Regions from separate parts of the Homo sapiens genome. Here region 1 is linked to region 2. A link is a loop called in an ENCODE intact Hi-C map of the cell type or tissue named here. Cell type or tissue: PC-9. All regions are shown on one strand. Each heading gives the region's core, and the rest is flanking DNA. Links, peaks and the distances in the headings are about the cores only. Region 1 has its middle 110 kb from the start of INHBA-AS1. Region 2 has its middle 47 kb from the start of LINC01450.

What was found. Hi-C counts contacts between places; a loop is a spot of excess contacts. Peaks named below come from ENCODE experiments on the same cell type or tissue, not always from the same donor. Only the 100,000 strongest peaks of a DNase experiment are listed, where the experiment ranks them.
Region 1: a loop joins it to region 2, with 9 times the contacts of the local background. A loop is called at or near these places in 2 of 110 quality-filtered maps.

Annotation. Positions count from the first base shown.
Region 1 is chr7:41,579,037-41,581,847 of GRCh38, forward strand. No RefSeq gene overlaps it. Among named protein-coding and RNA genes, the nearest start is that of INHBA-AS1, 110 kb to the right of the region's middle. In PC-9, for the core only: no CTCF peak of the experiment used is centred there; a DNase peak (open chromatin) is centred at 1,255; H3K27ac peaks cover 2,466 bases.
Region 2 is chr7:41,025,754-41,028,564 of GRCh38, forward strand. It overlaps a transcript of SUGCT not described here. Among named protein-coding and RNA genes, the nearest start is that of LINC01450, 47 kb to the left of the region's middle. RefSeq lists an enhancer at 2,657-2,811. In PC-9, for the core only: no CTCF peak of the experiment used is centred there; a DNase peak (open chromatin) is centred at 1,818.

The DNA.
Region 1 (2,811 bases), core at 302-2,801, 550 kb after region 2:
ATGAATGAGCTGTTTCTACAATAATCAAAAAGCAGGGCAAAGCCTTCATTAGAGAGGAGAATCTGTATTGCCTGTATCTCAAATTTGCTTTCTCAAAATCTATATCTTGTTTGTACCCCCACTCCCAAGCTGTGAAGATTTTATATTTAAATAAATAAGAAGTGTTCATAAGTAATATTATCTACTGGAATGCAATGGGAGGGCAATTGTAATGGGGGGATCTGAAGACCACTGCTACTCATGTAGTTATTCCTTAACTTGCAGTAAGAGTCACCAGATGATTATTACTGCATATTCTGCTTTGCTTAAATGCTATGCAAACAACATGAAACAACATGTAACAACACCGAAGAAACTTTTCCTGTGAACATTAGTTTGAGGAGCTCATGCTGAACTAAAACACATCTGAACACTATACTTTAACAAGTGTGCTTTCCCACTCTATTATGGACATTCAGTCCTTAGATAAAATCTAACTAGTTAATTATGTCATGGGCTTCTTTTGTTTTAAATATGACGTTTGTTGGTGTGAAGTTATTGATGGATTTTTTTTTTCTTTTAAGATGGAGTCTTGCTAAGTCACCAGGCTGGAGTGCAGTGGAGCAATCTCAGCTCACTGCAACCTCTGCCTCCCAGGTTCAAGCGATTCTCCTGCCTCAGCCTCCCAAGTAGCTGGGACTACAGGCGTGGGCCACCACATCCAGCTAATTTTTGTATTTTTAGTAGAAATGGGGTTTCACCATGTTGGCCAGGATGGTCTCGATCTCTTGACCTCATGATCTGCCCACCTTGGCTTCCCAAAGTGCTAAGATTACAGATAGGCATGAGCCACCCCACCCAGGGTGATGGAGACTTCTCTGTACCTACGTGTGTTCTCCATAGAAACAGTTCTTTTTTAAGGGGAGTAAATACTGAGTACACAGGAATCATTTGGAGGTTTGAAGCCAGAATTGTCCACTTGGAGTTAATCATATTTTCCCTCTCAGCCCCCATAAATAGTTGAGGTTACATAAGTGAAGTGCAGAATGATTAGGGTTTACTGAGTAAAAGGCATATTACAAAGCTTTGGCATGAAACACACTCTGTGCTAGCACTCTATACTTTTTTCCACACAAATCTGGGGAAAGGGATGTCTGGTTCCTTGTTTTGTTTGTGCATGAGCTCTTTTCTAGGAATTCTGTGGAATTCCTATTCTATTAGAAGCCCAAGTTCAAAGCTATGACACACAACAAGTTGAATTCTTTACATATTTAAGATCAAGTATAACACCATATCTACACAATTATATTGTTGAGTTGGGATATTTCAATTCTCAGAATGATCTGATAAAATCAGCCTTGTGGTTTAGATGCTTGAGGACCCATTCTTTAAGAAGACAGCTGAAAACAAGTGTCACCAAAGAGATGGTTGATAGAGATTTCAAAGGTAAATATGCAAGAAGCTAGTGATTTTGGAAGCTGGTGAGTTTAGCAAGATACAATAATTATATTGAGGTCGAAGAAAAGCTGCCAGAAACACCATGATCTTCCAGCAGCAAGCAAGTGTTCTGAAACACAAATTGTGCTTAAAGTGAAATGTTTTCTTGTAAAACCTGTCAAGAATTATCAAAGTGGGGCAAGGTTCAAATTTAACACTTAGTGACATTATAGTTTTTACTTAGTTTGGAAAACAAGAATTAGTTAAAACTTCTTTAAGATTTTGACACAAGGGCCAGGCTCAATGACTCACGCCTATAATCCCAGCAGTTTGGGAGGCTGAGGGTGGTGGATCGCTTGAGGTCAGGAGTTTAAGACCAGCCTGGCCAACATGGTGAAACCCCATCTTTACTAAAAATATGAAAATTAGCTGGGCATGATGGTAGGCACCTGTAATTTCAGCTACTTGGAAGGCTGAGGAAGGAGAATCGCTTGAACTCTGGAGGTAGAGATTGCAGTGAGCTGAGATGGCACCACTGCACTCCAGCCTGGGCAACAGACTGAAATTCTGTCTCAAAAAAAAAAAAAAAAAAAAGATTTTGACACAAGGAAGAGTAAAGAGATTTTACTTCCTAGTTTCTGATAGTGAAATATAAATCTTGAAACCACATACCCCCTTGCCTCTAGAAGTTTACTCTTCTGTAGAGCAGCAATCTGACCCACTTTCCCTCATTATCTTTCCAGCCGTCTGGAGCAGCTCTCCAGAGCCACATGTGTCCTAAGAGTTCCCATTGGCTCCTTAGCTAATATTTATAGGAACAGAAGGGATTTGAACTAAGGCCCATCATTCAGCTCATGATAAAGTCACAGATAATGGTGGGTTGGTGGAGGGAGGAATGGAAAGAAAGAAACTAATGCTGTTGAGAGTCAGTATGTGGCCAAGCAAAACATTAAGTGCTACATAAATCTTGAGCTCCTTCCTCCTCCAAACAGTCCCTTAAGAAACTATTATTATGGCTGTCTGCCTTTTATTGACGATGATCTGAGACTTTGGGGATTAACTTCCTCTCTAAGTAGAGGTGATAGGATGTGACCAGATGCACCAGGCTCTGGAGCCACCTCTGTCCCCACCCTCTTGCTTCCTTGGGCTCACATGTCCAACCATGAGCTCTGAGCACTTGCATGCCAGCACGCCACACCATCCCTCCAACCACCTACACACACACACACACACACACACACAGCATGAACATTCACACACAATTTCTGAAAGACTCAATCAGAATCTAGGACAAGGAGAATCTCTAGTGCCTGAATACCTTCTATCGAACTGGGTGTTTCCATGATTTCTTACTCATTTGGGATGTGGCTTAACTCCAGTGTCTTCCAATTCTTG
Region 2 (2,811 bases), core at 256-2,755:
TAAATTCTGTAGTTGGAAGGAAGACATCCATTTCTTTTTAGAATGGAAAGAAGGGAAAAGAAGGTGTATTAGATTTTTAACCTGAGTTCAGCTATGCACCCATAGCTTTCTGGAAAGCCCCTTGCCAAGTTATTAAAGACCCGTGCAGCTGATCTCAGGAACTCTGCACATGTTAACATTTGTAAGTCCCAGAGCAGTCAAAATGGGTCGAGGGGTGGACTCCAGGAGAGGCCTTGGAGGCCAGCACACTTTTTACAACATTCACATCGGGATTTCTCTGAGTTGAACAGTCTCACGGGGTGTGCAAACGCAGGTCTATGTGTGCTCTGGAGCTGCACCTGCTGCCACCATCACCTTGGTCTTACGTTGCCTCCTGGCCAGGGCCAGCTTCATGGGCCTGCGACCTGCGTAGGTCTTCCTGACTAATAACCCTGCATTTTCATTTTGCACTGGGCCTCCCATATTATGTAGCCAGTCCTACTCCTGGCAACCACCGAATGGTGATGGTCCTGTGCTGAAGGGGGTATGTTTTCTCATCTTTACCTGGTCAGCGCTGTCCCCAGCACTTGAATTGAACCATCCATTCATACAACTTGCTTGACTCCTGCAGGCATCTAGTTTGTTGCCTGTATTTTACAGTTTGGACCTGGCTGTACTAAGGAGTTCCTGCAGAAAAATGCTGTCCTGCCATCAAGCTCTGTGAAATTTTGGGAGTCCAGGGCAGAAGGCTGCATTCATCTTGACACTGATGCCTTGATACTAATTCTATTTATATTCAGTGAAACTAATGCAACAACTTAAAGTAAAAGGACAATGAAACTGAAGTTATGGTATCTCAGAAATGATTATTTAGGTAAACACAATCTGATTGTCTTTAGATAGTATTAACATGCCCATCTACGTGAGAAGTCTTGTACGGTCTTTATCCAAATCAAAGGCGCCAGCTTAATTCAGACTTTCATAGAAGCTGGTTGTCTGATCCTTAACTTTTATACTTAGGCTGTGTGCGGTGGCTCATGCCTATAATCCCAGAGCTTTGGGAGGCCGAGGCAGGTAGATCATGAGGTCAGGAATTCAAGACCAGCCTAGCCAACATGGTGAAATCCCGTCTCTACTAAAAATACAAAAATTAACTAAGAGAGGTGGCGCATGCCTGTAATCCCAGCTACTCAGGAGGCTGAGGCAGGAGAATTGCTTGAACCTGGGTGGCAGAGGCTGCAGTGAGCCGAGATCATGCCATTGCACTCCAGCCTGGGCGACAGAGCAAGACTCCATCTAAAAAAAAGTTTCATACTTAAAAAAAAAGTTTACACAAAAACAAAAACATCTTTCTAGATGTTTCTAGATGTCAGAGAGAAATGGTTAATGCATACATTCTCTTTTAGAAGCAGAAGCAATCTGGAAAAAGAAGTCCAGAGTTTTAGCCTACGGCCTTAATGGCTGGTCCTCTAAAACCTCCCATCCTCACCCTGCATCCACGCCTTCCAAGACGTCTTGGGAAATTTCAGGGCAAGAGTCCCAAGGAAGGGATTGCTCTCGGTACCATTAGTGAAGGGCATCAGCCTTGAAAAAAGGACCTTGGCCAGGGCAGGGCTGAGGATGGGTCAAGGGATGTGGTTGCTCTTCTCCTTGGTGACATTGTGGTGACCATGAGCAGAAAAATGGTAAATCCCTCAATGACACTGACTAGGTTTGAAGCTTACATTGTATTGGTAGGAGGGGGAATTTCCCTTTCAAAAGACTCCTCAATTCCTGGATATGCATAATGTTCTGCGGTGTAAGAAGCATGCCAGGAATGGAAGGGACAAATATGCAGGAAGTTTGTCCATCCACTTTATATGTACTACAGTTTGTGGTTATGAGAGCATCGAAGGTATTCAGGGCAATGACATTCTCATTCATGGCATTCCACTTGGCTCCTGGGGAATATAAACCAGTTGTCTCATGTAAAAAAGTCTCACACTCCCATTAGGAAAACATTAGGAGAAAATAGACATAACAGGGACATATTTAATTTTTTAATGATCGTCTAAAGACCACAAAGAGTCTGTGATATGAAAGACTTTAAATTCCTCTTTGATCTACGTTAGCTGAGTAATCACCACATTATCACAACATGCGGGGGCTCCAAGCATCCGAAACAGTACAGATGTCATCCCAGCAGACGCCATACCTTCTGCCTCTGTGCAAGCTGATGAACCCATCCAAACTGGCTTTCCTCATCTGTAAAATGGGTAGATATTGGGATTTTCTTCATAGATTTTAAGGATTAATGATCATGCAGGAAACAGGCTTAGCACAGGGTCCAGCACTTAGGAAGTCCTTGGTGGGTGCTAAGGATGATTCCTAACTCAGGCAGGCAGGTATTGAGGCAGTGCCTCCAGCGTCTGGTCCCTACATCCTATCCACAAAATCAGTGCAGAGGGAACATGCATTACAGCAGCAGACCTAGAAGCCAAGAGAAAGAAGGAATGTTTTAGTTCTTCTGAAGTTGAGACCCTGGATATGTTGAGAAAACTAGCATGGAATAAGAGCGGTCAAAGAAAGGCTTTAAGAAATAAAGTCGCTAGAATTTATTGTTTCTGTCTAACACTAAATAATCCCTGAGAGGACTAACAGCATCACTGGCCGTCCCAAGTGATCAATTTGGAAAGCAACATACAGTCATGAGTTGCTTAACAACTGGGGATCCATTCTGAGAAATGCATAGTTAGGCAAAGTCATCGCTGTGGGAGCATCACGGAGTGCACTTACACAAACCTAGGAGGCAGAGCCCACTACACACCTAGGCTTTATGGTATAACCTATCAC